Regions from separate parts of the Homo sapiens genome. Here region 2 is linked to region 1. The links are chromatin loops, found by intact Hi-C in ENCODE. Cell type or tissue: sigmoid colon. All regions are shown on one strand. Links, peaks and the distances in the headings refer to the core of each region. The heading gives the core; the rest is flanking DNA.

The links. Peaks named below come from ENCODE experiments on the same cell type or tissue, not always from the same donor. Only the 100,000 strongest peaks of a DNase experiment are listed, where the experiment ranks them.
Region 2: a loop joins it to region 1, with 6 times the contacts of the local background. A loop is called at or near these places in 1 of 110 quality-filtered maps.

What each region holds. Positions count from the first base shown.
Region 1 is chr10:113,354,496-113,359,668 of GRCh38, reverse strand. No RefSeq gene overlaps it. Among named protein-coding and RNA genes, the nearest start is that of HABP2, 200 kb to the left of the region's middle. RefSeq lists an enhancer at 515-1,279. In sigmoid colon, for the core only: no CTCF peak of the experiment used is centred there; DNase peaks (open chromatin) are centred at 1,532, 2,148 and 2,618.
Region 2 is chr10:113,184,581-113,189,753 of GRCh38, reverse strand. No RefSeq gene overlaps it. Among named protein-coding and RNA genes, the nearest start is that of SNORA87, 140 kb to the right of the region's middle. In sigmoid colon, for the core only: no CTCF peak of the experiment used is centred there; DNase peaks (open chromatin) are centred at 2,063 and 2,513.

The sequences.
Region 1 (5,173 bases), core at 451-4,450:
CTGAATCCCAGCCAAACCACAGAATTGTAAGAAATAATAAATACTGTTATTTTAAGCCTTAGTCTCTGGGATGATTTGTTATGCAACAATAGATAACCGACTTGCCTCAGGTTGCTGGGAAGATTTAACGGGTCAATGTATGTAAAAGCAAGAACACCTAAAACAAAGTTTGCCATTCCTGTATTCAACACATGTTTATTGAGCAAGTACTTTATGGACACCACTGCAGAGGCAATTGGGATTCTGAGGGGAGCAGGGCAAAGTCCCCACCCTCTTGAAGCTTACGTTGCAATAAGAGGAATAATAAATAATCAAAAAAAATAATATAATGTCAAGTACTGACTTCTGCTGACAACAGTCTCTGTGTAGCCACCCTGTATTATTTGTATGTGCTGCTAATTATGCTTGGTTTACATGCTCTTGGTTCAGGCCTTCAGAAATTCAATGAAAGTGAAGAAGAGTAGGGAGGTAAAGGCTGAGAGGGAGAAGACCTATTTTAGATGGTGTGGTCAAAATGGCCCTTTCTGCACGGGGTATTTGAATAGACACTTGAATGATATGAGAAAGTCAGCCATGCCTTCCCTGTACAGCCATGACTCCTATGCATGCACCTGTTCACATAACGTATTCTAATTATTTGTTTTTGTCTTATCTTCCCTCATTGACAGAGAGCTCTCATAGGCAGACAGAGGCATTTCGCATTCAGATCCTCTGTGGTTTGGGCAGTGGTTGATGCCCAGTAGGTGCTCAGGGAACACTGATTGACCGTATGAAGGCATGTCACAGGGCCATCCACTACTCAACACAAGGCTTAAAGTCACTGAGCCAGGAAGGCCCAAAATGTAGCTGCTACCCTCCGCAGGAGACCCTGCAGAACACGGGCCAGATTCTCCCTTTGCAGAAAGCTTCGTTGGCAGCCCAGCTGTCCCATGACTTCCATGCTCAGCCTGAGGAAGCTCTGCCTTACTTGGGTCCAGTTGCTGGGAACAGCCACCCACCTGTCCTATACCCTTAGGCAGAAACATCTATGGCCATCACCAGAAGGGAAGTGTATACCTGCACTTTCCTTGAGCTGCCCAGCCACTATGGTACAGGGAGCAAGATCTCTAAGGACAGGGGAAAACCCAGGGGACCTGAGTTCTGCCTCCTCCTGCACTCAGCAGTCAGACTGCACGTTCCAGGCAGGACGTGACAGGAGGGAAGCCTGGTGGAGCAGAGGCATTTGCTCAGCAAGAGAAACTCTGTCCTTCCCTGTCCTCCTGACTCCACCTCATCTGGCCCACTAGAAACAACACCTCAGTTGGCCTCATGAAAAATACCACGCCCGATTTCAACGAAGACACCTTGGTTGTGCACAGCCCCAGGCCCACAGGGTGTGCTTTCCCCTCTGCCCTTCCCACCAAACGCTCCTTTATTATCCAACAGACCAGATAGCAATAGGGCGACTTCATCCTCCTGAGCGGCTCCACATTCCACAAAGGGGCCATTGCTATTTGCCACTCTGGGAGAGAAAGCCCGTCACGGGCCTTCCCCTATGGAGCCCTCTCTCTTTCCCTGCCTCTCCTCCAGCTGCTCCTGGTTCAAGCCGCTGCCTGCCCCGGCTAATAATGCCTTGTCATGCAGTGACAGAATTACGGTCTCACACTGGTTTCACATGTCACAAATAATTGTGCTCATTGCGCATCATATTGAAGTTGTCAGGCCTCTCTTACGCCTATAATTTGTGTGAGTTGATCATACTTTGGTAAATCAGCAGGTCGCAACCTGTGCCCTTTAGCCCCCATGGCTGGCTGAGAATGACCTACAAATCTTGTGACAGGGACAACAGAGAGGGTATGAACTGCTCAATTGCTCGTGTCTATCAGCTGCCGTGGAGAAAGCCCGTTGCTCTCTGCTTTCGCCATCACTTTAAACGGCTAACGCGGCACCCTATGTCAGCCCATCTTAATTTCTTCACATATGTTTTTTTTTCCCCCTAGTTTTTTTTTAAGTACTTTTGGATATTTCTAATTTTTTTTCCTTTACCACAAGACATTTTGGTGCCAAACCCAAGTGTCTTTCTTCCATGTGTTTTAAATAAAAACCTCCAGTGACTGTGATAAAGGGAACAGACCTCACTCTCTCTGCCCAGCCCAACTGAACAGAGCTCCACACAATGGTTAAATCTGGCTGGCAGCTTTATGAGCTCCATTGCTAACACTTTATTGGGTAACACGTTCACAAATAGTGTTCCTGAGCCTTTGTTTTCATTAAGGTACAACATGTACCATCAAGTTGCATTTAATTCTCTGCTTCGTATTTTATACACAGTATCACTCACCGTGGCCTTCAGTATCTAATGCTGGAGAGAGGGTAATGAAGTTCAAGCTGCTTTTATTACCCTGGATCTTCAATAACTGGCTTCTTAAAAAGTCAGTGGAAAAGAAGCAAGAATACCAAGTTCTGTCCAGACTGATGCTCTGCAGAAATGCTGGAGTGATGTCAAGAATAAAATGGTTTTATGTGGGTCTATCTCCAGGGGAGCTGTTGCAAGTTAGGTGCCCAGAGAGTGGCTAGCCTCCTCCTTGGTTAAGAAACAGAACATGGTGTCAATGGCTCCACGATGTTCACTCTGGTGACTTCCCGTTCTTTGGCAAGCTACCTCACTCCTGCAAAGAAGTACAAGTGGGTGGGTTTGTAATTCTGAAAGCAGACAGCAACATCTGACTGCCCATGTTGGGATGTCAGGAACTAAGGATGATGCCACTTGTTGGAGCAACAGCAGGCATAAGGGCAGTGTGTGAAAGGAGAGAAAATGAGCAAGCCTCTCTCTCCACACCATACAAGGCATGCCCATTTAATTTCCAAAAGCATCAACTGAGGGCATGTGAATCAGGAATAATTAGCAGCACACACAAGCAATGCACAGTTGTTACAAAAGACACAAACTCATGTTGCTCGACTGTTTGGATCCCTTTCCCCCTTACATCATAGGCACAGACCCATGATGGTTCTCAGCACTGAAAGGCGTATCACTTTCGATGCAATTTACAACAGCCAATCACCAAGTTAAGGCGGGAGTGGGGGAAGAAAATGTGTCTGGGTCGCAACTATAACCCTCCAAAGGCCCTAGCTATGAGGCAAGTTCAATGCAGATGTGGGTGGTTATGGACTGGAGGTTTACTTTTCAAGAGTATCTTTTTGCTGAGAAAACCCAATGGAAATGTAGACAGATGGGGGTTCAGATCACAGTACCACCTCTAACAGGTTTGGTGACCTAGGCACGTCACCTTAACTCTCCGTGTCTCAGTTCCTCAACCTGCAAAGTAGTTGGCTCACAGTAGGTGCTGAGAAGATCTTATTTTTTTTTTCTCAGTCTAGGTTTTTGTTTGCAAGCAAAGTAACAGTGACAGTTAAGCAGAAAAGGAATATATAGGGAAGATGTGGGCAGCTTACAGAGTCTGAAGAAATGCTGGAGAGCTGAGATGAAAAATGAGCTGGAACCAAGGGAGGTTAGAGGGCAAAGAACATAGCTGACACCAGACCTTGGGCACAATCCAGTTATGATGCTGCCCCTGGCACCACCTCCATTGGCACTTGAGTCCTACCACTGAACCCCAGACTCCAGTATCTTCTTCCTTCTCAATCTTTACATGGGACTGGGGAAGGAAGGAGTTCAGGCTTCAGGTTTTACTTACAACCCCTTTAATAATTTAATACAGTATGTATTATTTTTTGGTTCTTTTTCAACAAAGGTGTGGGGTGGGGGTGGAGAATCTGCATCAAAGCAACCTGATCAGCTTATCCAAAGCCATGCTGTCAATCAGTGACACTGTTTGGAATGAACACACACACACATCTCCAGTTCCCCTTAAGTTGTGTCCATAACTAGCTCATGGAATGACTGTGGGAAAATTCAGGGGAAAGAGTAAAACTCTGGCTTCCCATAGGAGCAGTGAAGACATTGGCTACTAAGTGCAAAGTCATCTTTGACTCCCACCTCTGTTACTGGTGAGACAGGGCTCTAAAGAAGTGCCTTGGATGGCCTTGCAAGATGGGACTCAGTCAAATCCATGGATAGGAAGAGAATGAAAAACGAATTCGGAAAATTCAGTCACACACTCCATTATTGAGTGGTTATGTTCTAGGCACTAGGCTAAGTTCTTTTGTGTCATTATTTTATTTAACATTCACATTAAATCAATGAGCTATCTATTATTATCCCCATTTTACAAATGAGGAAATCAAGGCTCCTGAGTCGGAGGGCATGTGGAGTAACATGGACATAGTACAAAAGCTTTGCCTTCAAAGCGGGACGTGCCCACAGATGTCTCTGGGTGGCGGCGGCATAGAAAAAGGACACGGGAATCCCAGGGCACAATATCATGGGTACTTAAGAAATGCCTGGTGATCTCATAATCTCCAAAACCGGTATTGTTTAGGCTAAGGGATCAAGAGACAAAAAGCTAAGGAATATTTCATGATCTGGAAACTTTCAGTTCCTTTAATATGAAAATGCTCAACATGAAGTATTAAAGATGTAAGGATTCAGAGGTTGCAGGAGGCCAAAGAAGATTAAGAGATTCTTTCCCCCAAATGAAGTGCACAGTGTATCCATTACAGGGCATGGAGATTTTCCCTCCCCTCCCCCACCTCCTCCACTTAATAGAGAAAATGCTGAAAATTTTGAAGAAATGCATTCTTTGTTCCTTAAGTTCCATGATTAATTAGGTATAAGCCATGTTTCAAAATGTTTCGTCATTTATTTTTAATTCTCCCCAGAGTGTGTACAGTAACTTGGCTCAGAACACATAGATTACATTGCAAATGCTACTCATATGCTGAAACTTTCTATGTGTCTTTCCCTTCCCTTCTCTGCTTTCCCCTATAGTACTTGAGTGGAAGAACAAGGCTGGATTTCCATCGGAGAGCACACCCTGCTTTGAGTGGATTTCTCCAGCCTATGGGGAACCGTCAGAAGGGGGACTGGAAACAGTCAGCAGGCAGCTGTGCGCCCACACAGGCATGGAGCCTCCCAGGTTGCTCTAACCCCCGTATCTCTGCATCAGTCAAGCAAAGGTGTGCATTTGGTTTAAGTCAGTCTTCATCTCTCCATCTCCCTTCACACACCCCTCCCCAGGAGTAATCCCCAGGCATAAGCTAGGGAGCGATACAGCGTAGCGGTAAACACGTA
Region 2 (5,173 bases), core at 827-4,826, 170 kb after region 1:
TGACCACCATGTAGAAATGGAATGGAGGGTTTGGAACAAGCACAGAAGTGGAGACAGGAGATAGGATGCTATTGTACCAGTCTAAGCAGGACGTGACGTTGGCTTCAACTACAATGGTCACAGTGATGATGAAGAGAAAGAAGTACATTGATCCATGCTGGAGGAAAAATTGTTGGAACATGCTCACATTCAGAAGGTAGAATTGATAGAAAGTGCTAATGGATTAGATATGAGGACATGAGGGTGAGAGAAGGAGGAATCAAGGAACTGAGTGGATGGGAGTGCCTTTTACAATGAGGTAAGGAGGAGAGTAGAGAAGCCTTGAAACAGATTATCCAATTTATTCGGCCCTGTTAATTTCTATTTGTCTGTTAGATCTCTAAAGGAAAATGTCACTTCACAGTGGGATACACAGGCTGAAATTCTAGGGGAGAACAGGATTGGGTACACATATCTGGGGATCATCTACCTTAGGTAACATTTAATGTTAGGGGTCTGACTTAGATTACCTGGAGAGAGAAAATGTGTAGGCAGAATGCTGTGGGTTTAATGTTTGTTTCCCTCCCAAAATTTATACATTGAAACTCCAACCCTCAATGTGATATTTGGAGGTGAGGACCTTGGGACCTAATTATGGTCATGAGGGTGGAGCCCTCATGAGAGAGATTGATGCCCTTATGAAGGTCATGAGAAGTCTTTTGTTTTCTCTCTCTGCTCTCTGCCATGTTAGGATACAAGATTACCATTTGCAAACCAGGAAGAGGGCCCTCACCAGACACAAATCTGCTAGCACCTTGATCTTGGACCTGTCAGCCTCCAGAACTGTGAGAAATAAAGATTTGTTGTTTAAGCCCCCCAGGCTATGGTAATTTGTTATAGCAGCCCAAATTGACTAAGAGGTGACATTTACCACTATGGGTCTAGATGAGATTGCCTGGAGAGAGAGAATGTGTAGGTAGAGGAAATCGTTCAGGACAGAGCTCCCAGCACTCCAATATTGGGAAGTTTACAAAAGGAGGAGGCAGCCAGCCAAGAGACGGAGAAGGAACAGCAAGAGAAGTGGGAGGAAAACTAAGAAAGCGTAGGTTCCAGGAGCCAAAGCAAGGGAGGTTCAAGTTGTCAATTTGTCTTTCTTTTGTAGTTTTGCTTCCCTGCCGCCTACTCCAAAACCTCCCAGATCCACCTGTATCTTCCTGAATGGTAAAGGTAGCTTGCTGGCCCTCAGATCAGCAGTTCTCGGTAGCACCACATCCAACCCCCTGACCAATCGAACAGCCCCTCCCAGTCTCCCTCAGCAACCTGGCAGCAAGGGATGGTGTGGTCCTTGCCAGGTCTTTTCCATCCCTGGTTCTCAGTTCTTCCTGGGACAAATAAGGAGGCTGGAAATGGTGCTCTCTCGCTGACAGCACTCCCTGTGCTACTAGAACTTCAGGCTCAGCCTCTCCTTCCCATGGAGCTCAAGCTTTCCTCCTGTTAGGCCTTCTTCCCCCAGAGACCATGAAATGATGGTCTCTGAAAGAGAATCCCAGTGATCCATGGAGGGCCTGCTCAGAGCTTAACTCATAGGTAAGGTGCATCTGATGGCCGTGAAAATCTACTTGGAAAGAAACCCAGGGTAGTGACAGGGAAGGTAAGGGCCTTGGACCCATGGCTGTCTCATGGGTTAAACATGATGTGTCCTACTACAGGAATGTTCTGCCCATCAAAACAGGGCACTTGCAGAGCTATGTTTGCTCAGAGGGGGCAACTTTTTCTAATTTGTGCAAAAGTGCCATAGAAGCAGTGCCATGTAACCCTACTTTGGACCTGTCACCTGCATTCTTTGTTCCTGACACTGGACTTCTTTAGGCTCACTGCCTGGCTTCCTTAGGCACATTCGCTGTCTGGTATCTTTGGGCCCGCAGCCTGTTCTCTTTAAGCCTGCCATTTGCATTACCTAGACCCACTGCCTCGTGCCTGGGCCAGCCTCCTGATGTCTTTGGGTCCACCCCATATTTCTTCAGGTTCGCTGCCTGGATTATTTAAGCCTGTCATGTCATATCTTTGGGCTTGCTGCCAGAATGCCCAAAGTCCTGGAAACTTGGGCTGCTGCTGAGTATCAGAGCTACCTGGAACATTAACGCGGCTCTGTGGGGCTGCTGTCAGGAAGGGAGAATAAATGTCACCATCTCCAGCCTCCAGCAGTGACCACTGTGACGAGGCCAACAGCTCAGCTGGGCTTTGAAAGGAGCATTTGTATGGTTTGTTTCCCTCCACGAGACCTCCAAGGCCAACTCCCCCAGAGATTGATTCATTTCACTGTTTTGCTTTTTTTTTTTTTTGGTGATCTGTGTTTAATAGGGAACCGTGTGTATAGTGCCCCTGTGCCTCTGGCTGGGAGCTCAGTGCTGGCAGGGCAGGCCAGCAAGAAAGCCCAGCAGCAGGGGTGGGAGGAGGCCAAGAAAAACCCCCAGGCTTCAGGCTGTGGCAGGAGGGCTTGCCCGGACGGCCTGCTCACCAAAGCCTGGCTTCAGAGCTCTCTGGGACTGGCCTGGCCCGATGCCAGCAGCCATTGCTCCGTCTCTTTGCAGAGAGCCAGGGAGACAAAACAGAGCCTGATTTTAAAACAGACACACAAAGTGGTCTCTTCACAGAGCTCTGTAGCATTCTGGACCAATACACACTAATGTTTTCATGCAGAAAAGGGGACTTGGAGAAGGATAATGTACAATATCTATCACATGCAAGAATGTTGGGCTTAGACAGAACAATAAATAATGCAGCTCGCATGTGGCAAACCTTCCTTGCACACCAGGCACCATGCTCGGTGCTTTACACGGACATGTCAGCTGCCTTGCCTAAGAATATCATGAAGACGAAATTACAGTCCCCATTGTATAGATTAAAAGCCAAGTTTCACATCCTATTAGAATGGCTAAAATTTTAAAAATGGATAATGTTAAATGCTGATGAGGATACAGAGCAACTGGAACTCTCTTACACTGCTGGTGGGAACACACAGTGGTACAGCCACTTTGAAAAACAATTTGGCAGTTTCTTAGAAAGTCAAACAGACACAGATGGTAAAATCCATCAAGCCCACTCCAAGGTATTCATCTAAATGGAATGAAGCCCATATGTAAATACTTACAGTAGCTGTATTCATAATCACCCCAAACTGAAAATAACCCAAATGTCCTTCAATTGAGGAATGGGTAAACAAACTAGTTCTTCAACACCACAGAATATTACTCAACAATAAAAAGGAACACACTACTGATACATAAAAATGTGGGCAATCTCAAATGCATTAGGCTAAGTAAAAGAAAACAGAATCAAAAGACCACATACTGTAAGACTATTTATATGACACCCTTGTGAAGAAAAACTATAAGGTCTGAAAACAGATCAATGGCTGCCAGGGGCTGGAGGTAGGGCAGAAATGAATTTTAGGAGGTTTTGGGGAATGTTTTCTCTCTCTATATATGTATATATGCATACACACATACACACACACACTCATATTTATGTGTATAGATATATATACATATATACACATACACACATATACATGTGTATGTGTATATATGTATATATATGTATATGTATAAATATGTATATGTGTGTGTATATATATAGTGTGTGTGTGTGTGTGTGTGTGTTTGTGTATATGTATATCTCCCAGGCTGGAGTGCTGTGGCAAAATCATGGCTCACCTCCCAGGTTCAAGTGATCCTCCTACTGCAGCCTCCCAAGTAGCTGGAATCACCATGCCCAGCTAATTTTATCTTATTTATTAATTTTATGTAGAGATAGGGTTTCCCTATGTTGCCCAGGCTGGTCTCGAACTCTCGGGCTCAAGGGATTCTCCTGCCTTGGCCTCCCAAAATGTTGGGATTACCGGCATGAACCACTGCACTTGGCCTATATATTTTTATTGTGATGATGTTTCCGCCATTATATATGTTCATCAAAACTTGCAGAACTGTACACCAAAAAGGGTGACTATTTCTATATGCATATTAAACCTTAATTTTTGTAATCGTTAAAAAAAGTCAGCTGTTCAAGGAGATGTAACTTGTCCAACGGCAGAATCAAGATTGACTCTTGACCCAGCTTTTTAACCGCTGTGCTGAACAACGATACCGGTTGCCCTGGAGACCATCTGGTCTGAGCCTCAATTACCGAGAGATCTGGACTCACCAGGATGTAGAAAACGGTAGGTTCTGAGGAATTGGCTTCTTTTTTTTTTAATTAACTGAAGTTTTCAAATCATTTTTCTTTTAACCCCTGTTGCTACCAATATTTCTAAGTTGTCTGAAAATACAGTCATCCTTACTCTAATACTCAGGCCACTGACTCTGCCATGCTTGAGAATTGCAGGGCCAGATCCCCTGAAGTTGGGGGACCTGGTCACATTCCTTCACCTGTCACTATTTGCTGTGTCACCTTGGATACGTCATTCACTCTTCCTAGACCCTGGTTTCCCTCTGTGAGAAGGGTATCATTTCACCATCTCAAGAATGAACGAGAAAATTAAATGAGAATCACAGGACCTACAGTTTTAGGTCGTCACAGTCTTATCAACTGCTTTCTTTTTTATCTCAGGGAATTGGTTCAATAGCAGTCAACACATACTGAGTACTTTCTATGTGCTTTGTGGTTGATAGACATTTCATCTTGCTGCCAAGTCTGTGAGCTGGTACTAGCCCATCTAACAGAAGACGAAAGGGAGGCACTTAGGAATGAAACAATTCACCATGACCCCACAGCTAAATGTAGCAGAAGTAGTAGAACCAGATTGAAGCCAGGCAGCCTGATTCCAGAGCCTTCTGTTTGGCTAGTTCACCTTTCTGCCTCCCCTTCTCCTGTCTCAATTTTCCACTGCCATCTTGAGAATCCATATTTGCACACCTTGTCCATCAGGCAACACGCATCCTATATTGAACTTTCCCCTACACGGACTTCAGATGCCAAAATGGATTCTTCTCCAATATGGAAGAGCCAGGAAAGCCACAGAGGTCCTCTGCCTCCTGTTGGCTCCGTGTCCTTTCTATGCTTCCACCAAGCAAAGGTGTGGAAGGAGAGCAGTGTGTGGTGGAGGGTCATTTGGCCCTGGGGGAGGGATGGCAGGAGGAAGAGGAGGGAAGCCACTTTTATGGGAGCATAAGCAAGTGTCAATGTTCTTGCTACT